Linked DNA regions of Homo sapiens: region 2 is linked to region 1. Evidence: chromatin contacts called from ENCODE Hi-C or POLR2A ChIA-PET data. All regions are on one chromosome and are shown on one strand. The core of a region is the stretch at or near the end of the contact, and the rest is flanking DNA. Distances in the headings are between cores, read along the strand shown. Region 1 has its middle 55 kb from the start of LINC00941. Region 2 has its middle 18 kb from the start of TSPAN11.

Evidence for each region. A loop is a pair of places that touch in the nucleus more often than their neighbours do. ChIA-PET counts read pairs that join two places held with the same protein, here RNA polymerase II (POLR2A). Pooled maps may share reads with other maps.
Region 2: a loop to region 1 is called in a map with no recorded cell type, with 2.0 times the contacts of the local background. The contact joins two enhancer-like sites. A Hi-C loop is called at or near these places in 1 of 37 single-sample maps with no recorded cell type and 2 of 50 pooled maps. POLR2A ChIA-PET finds 5 or more read pairs at or near these places in 2 of 52 experiments (A673 and OCI-LY7).

What each region holds. Positions count from the first base shown.
Region 1 is chr12:30,848,333-30,853,970 of GRCh38, forward strand. No RefSeq gene overlaps it. Among named protein-coding and RNA genes, the nearest start is that of LINC00941, 55 kb to the left of the region's middle. RefSeq lists enhancers at 7-551, 3,000-3,349. Within about 2 kb of position 3,124, at least 24 of the 41 ENCODE cell types and tissues checked have a DNase peak (open chromatin) inside an H3K27ac peak, as active enhancers do.
Region 2 is chr12:30,906,273-30,911,910 of GRCh38, forward strand. No RefSeq gene overlaps it. Among named protein-coding and RNA genes, the nearest start is that of TSPAN11, 18 kb to the right of the region's middle. RefSeq lists an enhancer at 3,407-3,907. Within about 2 kb of position 2,624, at least 3 of the 41 ENCODE cell types and tissues checked have a DNase peak (open chromatin) inside an H3K27ac peak, as active enhancers do.

The DNA of each region.
Region 1 (5,638 bases), core at 1,874-4,373:
TACAGACGGGGTTTCACCGTGTTAGCCAGGATGGTCTCGATCTCCTGACCTCGTGATCCGCCCGCCTTGGCCTCCCAAAGTGCTGGGATTACAGGCGCGAGCCACCGCGCCGGGCCAGAAAGAGAAGATTTTAAGCTGAAAATCATAAAAGATAAGTAACTGAGTGAGGGCTACTCATCTTACTCAGTCCCACTCCTGCCTCACCAGATACTTTTTGCTATTTCTACCCTTTACTCTCAAAGTTCACCACCAAATATTAAAACTTCTTTTTAAAGCATATTTGCAGGCAGATTTTAATTATTCATAGAATCGCATTTGTAACTTTGTAGCTCCCCAAAGAGAAATGTTATATCTTGGTAAGTAAAGTTTTAAATGGAAATTATTCACTATGCCACTCTTGTAAGAACTGTTATACTCACGCTACTATTTACAATAGAACTACACACTGTAGCACCCAAGATGTGGAATTCTGGTTGTAAAATTCTAATTGCTGTAATATTTTGCCTAATTATCAACCTTATAACAGGATTGATAGTTGCAGGAAAGATTTAGTCAAAATTGTGTCGCTTATAGCAGGAGTAATAGTTGTGGATAAGAAGCAAGGATGAAAGTTTTACTATCATTACGTTTAATAGGACTTTTTCTGAAGGTTGGTAATATAATGTGCTCTAAGCTATAAAGAGAAGATTATAAAGGAAGATTTTATGTAAGAAAAGATTTTCATTGGTAAATACTTGTCCTAAAAGGAAATGACTGGTTGTTTAAAGGATGAATGCTTAGGGCAAGTCAGAAAGTTTAAGTATGTTGTAAGAGGGTCTGTGAAAGTCATGAAATTATTAAAGGAAAGGAATTGTCAAGATTAACATTAAAGTTATTTTAGCCACCCACTAATGTATTTCTCCCAAGCATATTGCAAGTTAGGAAAATGGCCTAAGCTTAAAGTTATTCTCTAATGGCAAGTCAAAGGGGAAATGTATGGTTTTCTCAAGGAAAATGTTTCTTTTATATTAATGTTTCTGGTAATGTACAGCGAGATACTGGTATTGCAATCCATGGTGTAACTAATAGGTATGAAACTCAGGGTCTATAGGACCCCCACTCACGGTGGTAATCTTAATACTCACATTCTAACCCTATATTTTAAATTTTCTTATAAAATTTATCTCTTTTCACCTGGAAGCAATCAAACTCCAAACGGTGCTGCGAGCAAAGCCACACGTGTTTGAAATGCTTGTAAAGAAATAGCACTTGAGCATCAGTTTATTTAGTAAGGCCATTTTTACTTCTTGCAGAAAGGGTACACTCGCCAGCAGTTTTGCCAGGAGAGTACACTGAACAAAGGAGACAGGGTCATTTATAACCTGACGCGTCCACCCTACTGCTGTGTCCAGTTTCCAATAGCTGGAATGGGACCTCACATTCTGTATTTGTCCCGATTGGCTAGCAACTTAGAACTTTTTAAAAGAGGCAAAGGTAGAGGAGAACAAAAGAAGGAGGAAGTAACTTGTGGAATGCTGGGAAAGGTAAAAACACTTTTAAATAAGGAAGAGGAACAGACTATGATCTAATGCTTGCTTGGACCAGTATAAGCATGCCAGGGCAAATATTTAGGCTAAATTGTGGGAGCTAAGAACATAAATTACATTGATTTCTTTATTATGGCTAGCAGATATTTAAGAATGTTAGCACAGGTCTTTGAATAAATTTTGCTTTTAAGAGAAGTTACTATTTATTTCTTATTAGACGGGGCGGAAAGTCTTTGAAGAGGAACCTCTACTTTACTTTTTACACATGGTCACGCCATTCTTCCAAGAACCCTTAGATAAACCTCAGGAGAAGGCACAACTGCTGTTCCCCACACAATACCCCTTTTCAGCAGGAAGTAGCCAGAAAGAATCGCCATCCAACACCCCCTGACAGCAGTTAGGTTTGCTTCTCTTGAGCGGGGGAATGATACAGGAGTTACTAAGAAATAATTTTTAGGCAGATAGAAAGGGTAAAAGGAATTCTCGGTAAGGCTTTTTCTTTTAATAAAAGCAACCCCAGACCTTTTCTTTTCTTTTTGAGACAGTCTCACTCTGTCGCCCAGGCTGGAGTGCAATGGTGCAATCTGGGCTCACTGTAACCTCTGCCTCCCTGGTTCAAGTGATTCTCCTGTCTCAGCCTCCCATGTAGCTAGGATTATAGGTGCCCGCCACCAAGCCTGGCTAATTTTTTTTTTTGTATTTTTAGTAGAGATGGGGTTTCACCATGTTAGCCAGGCTGATCTCAAACTCCTGACCTCAAGTGATCCGCCTACCTCAGCCTCCCAAAGTGCTAGGATTACAGGCATCAGCCACCGCACCTGGCCAAATCATTTCTTTTCTAACAGAAAGGCAAATTAAAGGGCCAGGCTGGCAAGCTTTGATATGCAAACGCAGGCCATTAGAAGCTGAGTCCACCCAATATGGTGATTCGTGCCTTCTTCTTGTCACCAGGTATGCCAAGTGTCATGGCCACCTCCAGGTAACTGCATGTGTTCAGGACATCAGAGCGGCCCACATTTGCACATTAAAAGGATAAGGTGGGAGGGCCGGGTTTTTCACGGGCTTCGTGAATGACACACCTGGTCAAACCAATCCCCTGGGCCCTCTGTGGGCGGCAAGCCACCCAGGTGACGAGGCAAGAGACTAAAAGCACAAGCTATTCCAGTATAATAAAGAAAATACTTAAAATAAGAATAGTTATATTAGGCATAGAATATAGATATGATTATATATGAATATTACTAATCATTAGTTTATAGCATTACTCTTTATTCTAATATTATAATAATCTTTGTTCTACAATTATAACCTAGGAAAAACCAGGACATACAGAGATAGGAGCTGAAGGGACATGGTGAGAAGTGACCAGAAGACTAGTGTGAGCCCTCTGTCACACCCGGACAGGGCCACTAGAGGGCTCCTTGGTCTAGTGGTAACGCTAGTGCCTGGGAAGGCACCCGTTACTTAGCAGATCGGGAAAGGGAGTCTCCCTTTCCCCGGTGGAGTTAGAGAAGACTCTGCTCCACCACCTCTTGTGGAAGGCCTGACATCAGTCAGGCCCGCCCGCAGCCATCCGGAGACCTAAACGTCTCGCTGTGATGCTGTGCTTCAGAGGTCACGCTCCTGTTTCACTTTCATGTTCTGCTCTGTACACCTGGCTCCGCCTTCTAGATAGCAATAGCAGAATTAGTGAAAGTATTAAAGTCTTTGATCTTTCTGAGAAGAGCATAGAAGAAATAATGACGTAAGCTGTCCTCTCTCCAGCTCGGCTACCTAAAAGGGAAAGGCCCCCTGTCCGGTGGACACGTGACTCACATGACCTTATTAATCACTGGAGATGACTCACACTCCTTACCCTGCCCCTTTGCCTTGTACACAATAAATAACAGCGCGACCAGGCATTCGGGGCCACTGCCAGTCTCCACATCTAGGTGGTAGTGGTCCCCCGGGCCCAGCTGTCTTTTCTTCTATCTCTTTGTCTTGTGTCTTTATTTCTACGACCTCTCATCTCCGCACACCAGGAGAAAAACCCACAGACCCAGTAGGGCTGGACCCTACAGCTCTATGCAAATCAGATACTGCCTCCTCCAGCCTCCCATATAACCGACCACTTTTCTGCCCTCCCTCTGTCTCTGTACAGGGGAGCTGTTCTCTTCTTTCTTTCTTCTTTCTTCTTTCTTGCCTATTAAATTATCCGCTCCTTAAACCACTCCGCATGTGTCCATGTCATTTTATCTAAATCAGCATGAGACCAAGGACCTGATGTTCCTCCAGTCATTGGAGCCATATCAGGGCCATTTACTTTGATAGAGAGACAAAGCTGGTTTAGTGATGGATAGGGGGCTTAGTCATTAAGGAACTCATTTTTGGACATGGTGAATTTGGGTATTAATAGCTTATAAAATGTAATGCTATCAGATCCATAACACTTTCCAGGAACTGTGGCTTTTTCACTGGGGTTTTAAGCTCCTCTGGGAAAACGAGGGGCAATGTTGGGCAGGAAGAACTCCCACCCTCCAGGAAGCCTGAGTGGACCATCCCTTCCCCAAAAGCAGGCTTCCTATCAAAGCTGCGTTGTCCTTTTCATCCTTTCTCCCTGCATGCCTCCATCCAAAAATAGAAGTGTGTTACCCTGCGGGTTCACTGAGCCTCCACATAACCACACATGTCAAAATCATGGAACACTGAGGAGGCCTTCTCAAAATATTTTGGAATTATCTACATTCAGTTTTAGTTTTTAAAACTTTAAAAAAATGCAATTGTACTTTAACTCACCTTACATCCTGATAGCATTATAAATTTGAGGATAATTTTAGAAAATGGAGATTATTTGTAATTCCCATGATATACTTTCTGGGAAATATAAGTAGTAAATTTGCATTTAATGATTAATTCCACTACTCCCTTAAAAACATAATATCTATGAGCAGTTCAGCAGTGAGGGACATTTAAAATAGAAAAAAAATCCTCCGTTAATATTTTTATGTTCCACAGTAGTAAAAAGGTGAAAGTTATTTGTTGGTCTCAATAAACGATGCTTGATCTTTTAAAAATCATTACTAAGTGTTTGATCTTAATATATTCCAAAAAGCTTCTCCTATAACTGTGCCTGGTTTCTGAAACAGATTCCAAGGAGACTATCACCACCAAAAGACTGCTCAACAACCACCCAATCTACGTTGTCACCCTTCTTTGATTGGATATTTCAATCAGTAAAAAGTATAGAGCACATTATTCATATATGTGTGTGTATATATGTATGTACATGTATACATACATATACATATACGTACACATACACATACATGTGTATGTATATGTATGCATACATATACATACATATACATATACAGACATATATACACATACATATATTCACACACACAGACATATACATATTTTTTTTGGATGGGGCAGGGGGCCTTTACTTGGGTGATAAGGTGGTCTGTGAAGGGCTTTAAGGGAAGGTCTCATCTGATCACATTGGCTTTCTGGTTGTGTCTTGAAGAATGGGTCAGAGAATCAGGAGGCTGTGGCTGCTGCAGGGGAGGGGTGAGGGGGGCCCAGGGCTAACAGTTGTGGGGTCCAGTAAAGGGTGCAAGTAGAGGCCGGCAGGTCATACATCCCACTGCCAAGACCAGCCGCCTCTCGACCTGACATCACCCCTGGAACCAAAAAGGGGAAAACATGTCCTTCCTGCCTCTGTCTGTGGTAAGTGGGCCCCTCCAGGAGGCAGGGCTGCAGGCAGCATCCCCGTGACCCGGGTAGAAGGGCAGAACTGCGCCTGGGGCTCGCTGCTGTCTGCAAGGTCCAGGAGGGAGGAGGGTGCAGACACAGGCCCTATTTCTGACCCCGCAGGGCCAGGAGCGCTGGAGCCCTAGGAGGGTCTGATCTACCTGTCGCCCACCCATGAGGTGCATGAGTGCAAAGGTGTGGGAAACCGCCAGACTCCTGAGGCCCTGTGGGGTCGCAAGGCACCAGGACCCCTGGATATGGCTTAACTGGGTTGCAGGGAGAGGGCGGGCTTGGGAAGGGCAGCCTTTAGCCAAGGGATTCTCAGGGAACCGACATGCTTGTCTGAGCTCCGGGCCGGGTCCACCTCCGCTGGCTGG
Region 2 (5,638 bases), core at 1,374-3,873, 57 kb after region 1:
CAAATGTATATACAGGTTTAACACAATCTCTATCAAAATCTGAGCAAGGTTTATATATATATATATATAATATATATAGTATATTTTAAAATTTACATGGCAAGGCAAAGGAACTAGAATAGCTAAAACAAATTTGAAATAGAGGAATAAAGTGAGTGGAATTAGTCTGCTCAATTTCAAGACTTATTATTTTGAAATATATAGTTACAGTGACCAAGACTGGATAGTATTGATGGAAGGATAGACACATAGCTCATTGGAACAGAATAAAGAACCCAGAAATAGACTTGCACAAATACGCATGAGTGATTTTTAGAAAAGGTGCAGAAGTAATTCGATGGAGAAAAGAGAACCTTTTTAACAAATGGTACTAGAGGAATTGGACATTTACAGGGCAAAAAATACCTTGCCCTATCTACTATTTGGTACAGAAAAATTAACTCAAAATGTATCATGGACTTATGTACAACTATAAAACTTCTAGAAAAAAACACAGGAGAAAATCTTCATCATATAAGGTTAGGCAAAGAGTTGTTAGACTTGACATCAAAAGTATGATCCATAAAAGAAAAAATTTGGCCGGCCGCAGTGGCTCAAGCCTGTAATCCCAGCACTTTGGGAGGCTGAGGAGGGCGGATCACGAGGTCAGGAGATCGAGACCATCCTGGCTAACATGGTGAAACCCCGTCTCTACTAAAAATACAAAAAATTAACTGGGCGTGGTGGCAGGCACCTGTAGTCCCAGCTACTCGGGAGGCTGAGGCAGGAGAATGGTGTGAACCTGGGAGACAGAACTTGCAGTGAGCTGAGATCGCACCACTGCACTTCAGCCTGGACGACAGAGCAAGACTCAGTAAAAAAAAAAAAAAAAAATTGATAAATTGGACTTCATCAAAATTTAGAACTTTTGCTCCATGAAAAAACCTGTCAAGAGGATGAAAAACAACCCACAAACGGAAGAAGTTACTTGTAAACCACATATCTGACAAAGAATGAGTATTTGTAATATATAAGAATTCTTAAAACTCAACAGTTAAAAAAATTAGAAAATAGACAAAAGATATGAACAAATGTTTCACCAAAAAGGCTATACAGATGGCAAATAAGAACACAAAAAGACATTCAACATCACTAGCGATTAGGGGAATGTAAATTTAAACCATTAAGATGTCGTACACACTTATCAGAGTGACTAAAATGAAAGGTAGTGCCAATGAATGCAGCTGAGGACACAGAGAAACTGGATCTCTCATGCATTGCTAATGAAAATTGAAATGGTATAGCCACTGTCTAAAAATTAAATGTGCAGCTACCATATGACCCATCAATTGTACTCCTGGACACTTATCCCAGAGAAATGAAAACTTATGTTTACACAAAAACCTGTACATGGGCCCAGGCATGGTGGCTCACACCTGTAATTCCAGCACTTTGGGAGACTGAGGTGGGAGGATTGTTTGAGCTCAGGATTCAAGGCCAGCCTGGACAACATAGTGAGATCCCCATCTCTACCAAAAAAAATTTTTTCTTAAATTAACCAACTGTTGTGGTGCATGCCAGTAGTCCCGGCTACTCAGGAGGCTGAGGTGGGAGGATCACTTGAGCCCAGGAGGTCGAGGCTGCAGTGAACCATGATGTTGCCACTGCACTTAAGCTTAGGTGACAGAGCAAAACCCTGTCTCAAGCAAACAGACAAACAAACCAAAAAAGCCTGCACACAATTGTTCATAGCACCTATATGCATAAAAGCCAAAAACTGGAGACAGACCTGATGTCCTTCAATGAGTGAATGGTTAAACAATCTATGGTACAGCCATACACTGAAATACTGTTGATATATGCAACAACTTCTTGAATCTCCAGAGAATTATGCTGAGTGAAACAAATAAAGTTAATCACAAAAGGTTACATACTGCATGATTCCATTTATATGGCTTTCTCGAAATGACAAAATTATAAAAATGGAAAACAGATTTGTGGTTGCCAAGGGTAAAGAAGGGGGCTTGTAGGAAGAAGGGAAGTGGGTGTGGCTATAAAAGGGCAAGAGTGATGGAAATATTCTCTATCTTGAATGCGTCAATGTCCATATACTGGTTGTGGTACTGTACTATAGTTTTATAAGACATTACCATTGAGGGAAACTGGGTAAAGGGTATGTGAAATCTCTCTGTATTATTTCTTACAACTGCATGTGAGTCTACAATTGTTTCAAAATTATAAGTTTAACTGAAAGAAAACTCCACACCACAATCCACTAGTCTGTGGAGCCATGAAGCCCAGAGCTGTGTGGCATGGACTTAGAAACAAAGACAAAAACGGCCCTGCGGGTGAACAAGAGGGAAGAAGCCAACAGCCCCACATGGGGTCAAGATAAATGTTCATTGATATTACATTTGCAGAAAGAAGAAAAGAAAGAAATCACCATATGAGCTGATCTACAAAAGAATCTTCTTTCAACCCAAATCCATCTGAAGCCAGAGATTCCATTCAACCTGGCACACATTCAGATAGCAAGTCTGCCTGGTACAGAAATCAGAATCTCCTGCTCACACTGAGTAATTTGATCCATTTACTCCAAGTCAGCAGTTTGGACATATGTTTGCAATCTAAGGGCTTCCTGTGAGGTACACAGAGCCATAATAACATTTTTTTACGGGAACTTTCTGGTTTTGGATGCCAGGCCAGACTGGAGTTGAAGATGTGGTTAGATGTAAACAAGAGTTTTAAAGGTCAGTTCTCCAGCCAGGAGGCTGGACTCTGTGGACCTTGACAGTGGGTGGGAAACTGTTCTCAATGGGTTTTCTCATAAAAAGATCATTTGCATGTGTTTCCTCGTACCAGAGCAGAAAAAAACCCACAGGACTTTTCCACTTTGCTTCTGCATCTGATGGGAGACAGAGGAAATGGCACAAAGCCAGCACCCCCCCATTCAACCCCAATTCTCCCAGTCCAGCCCTGAGAGAAATGCTAGCACACTGGGTCCTATGTTAAGCAAAGCCACAGCCTCTCCTCTGACTGGCCAGTACACCTAAATAATAAATATCCTCCTCAACCCCATCGGTCTCTCTAATTCCTTAAAAAATCCCACTACACTCCCAGCCCCTTGGAGAGCTGCTGCACCCTGCTCACCCTGGTTTTGCACAGGGCCCATTTTACATGTCTCAAAGGAACAATTCTCTTCCCAGTGTTCTCCTTAGGCATTTCAAGTGATTCTGTAAACCACATACTAAAAAAAGTAATGTTCTCATGTATTAACTTGACTAATATCCCATCGAATACGCCCCTACTGCTCTCAATTTATTCTACCAAACACAGAGATCTGGAAAAGCTCATTCTTTCTTACTGAACGCTAACAACCTTTTAACAATTTCATCTCCTCCTTCTGCTGCAAGAAATAAAACTCTGAGTTTGAAGGGAACATTTCCTTAAATTATAGACACAAACACTGTCTCTGTCTGTGGCCTTTGATCAGGAGTCCTAAGCCCTCATGCCTCGGTCTCCAAAGGGCTGTCCTCAAAGGCCAGGGGCAAAAGAAAATTGACTGACTAATTTGGCAAGAGGCTCTTGACCAGGGATTCCTAACTCATCTGTGGCCTCTCCAGCGCCCCAAACTGGAAGTCTATAGGATTATAGGAAGAGTATGAATATGCACATCTTCCACATGTAAATTGATCTTTCTCATTTCCTGTGTTTTTCTTCAATGGGGGATGGGGAAGGGTACAGAGAGAAGGAAAGCAGAAAACAGGATCAAGAAAGCAAACTGCCCAAATGACTAAGAAACCTCATACCAGAATGGTTGTTGAATTCTGAAGTCCTGGCTCCCAGCTCCCAGGAGCCAATCTCATGTCCCAGTGAGTTGTGGGGAGTGTCTTCCTGAGCAGGTGAATGGGGCAGTGGTGTGGCTGCTCATCACCCTTCATCGCCATACTGTGAAGGTCACATGCAAGACAGGAAAAGCCATGGAGCAGATGAGGTGTGGGGCCAAGAACACTCAAGTTGGAGGTTCTCACTGTGGGCTCAGCTATGTGATTATATGCTAGGGCAAGCCTATTGTCCTGTGCCTCAGTTTCCTCATTGGTAGAATTCAAATGTTAATACCCACCTCAGGAAATGATTGTGAGGAGTCAGTGTTAGGAATGTGTTCTGCTGCAAGTAACAGAAAGCCCAACAACTACACCTAAACAAATTAGGAGTTTGTTGTTCTCACATAAGAAGTCCAAAGTTAGATATTCCAGGGCTCAGATACCTGTGCAATTCTCATTGATTCTAAAACCCACTTTTTTTCACATTTGAACATCTTGGGAATCTGGTTGTGTCTTAAAAACATGTCAAGTTGTAGTTTAATTAATAGCATTTTATCTTTCCTAATGATACTTAAATACTGCTGTGTCTTATAATATTGCTTATGTATCCAATGAAGACAATATCAGGGGCTAAGACTCTTTCTAGCATTTATCTCCTCCATCCTTAGTCTGTGGATGACTTCCTGCATCCTCAAAACCTCATGCCTTGCCTCATGGTTGCAACATAGCTGCTGCATCTCCAAGAATCACATCCACATTACAGGCAGGAGGGAGAGAGAAGTGGGAAGAAGACAAAGGGTTTTCTTTTCTTGACTTTTTTTTTCTTTTAGTTAGAAAGAGATGCCCTCTCTACCAACTTTCACTTACATATTATTGGGCAGAACTATGTCACATGGCCACCTACAGAGTTCTGGGAAGTTGAGTGTTTAGATTTCCAGGCTCTCTAAAAGAGGAAGGCAAGGGAGGAAGTAGGTGCTTGCTTGGGTACTGAGTGAGCCCACCTATTGTGTCTGCCACAGTATTTAAAGTACCTAGTACAAGTATCTGGCATGTAGCAGATGCTCAAGAGAGAGAAATCCTGTACCTACTACACACACAGACACACACACACAAACACACACACACACACACACACACACACACGATTTCTTTTGGAGATGAGGGAAGCCAGCCCACCAAACAACTTCATTTCTTGGAACAGTACGATCAACACTCTGTAGGAATGCAAATGAAGTTTACCCAAGAAAGTGATAAACACACTTCTATCCTTTCCAATTCTGCAGAGCCGTTTCCGTAGGCTCATGCACCAGAAGATTCTGGCACAAAATAAATAAACAAACTGTTTTGCTTTTCTCACACGTGAGGGTATTTTGGTTTCCATCCACCAAGCTGAGGCTATCTCTCACTTCAGTTCTGCAGCAGCCACAGCCCTGCAGCCCCTGCTTGGTCTCAGTGGGAAACATTTGCAAGCTGGCATCTATAAGCCATTCTCACTTCAAATCTGTGACGGGGGATAAGCATTTCTATTTGCCAAAACTGCATCTCAGAGAAATCAGGAATATGTTCAAGGTCATCCAACTGGTAAGTGAGGAGCTAAGACAAACTGAGGTCGTTCTGGTGCCATACCCTTCCTTGCACATCTCCTTGCCCCCCGAAGGATTGCTTTCTGTTTAACTCTCAGTTTTAGGCCAGAAAAGTCAGGCATCACCCCAACATTAGGATCCCATGGAAGGGTTGTCATAGTGATGATAGAAAGTGGAGGCACTCTAGGGTTTTCTCTGTCCATCTGCTCCCAGGCAGGCCTGGGGCTCTGCCAGCCTCCTTGAGACTCTCCA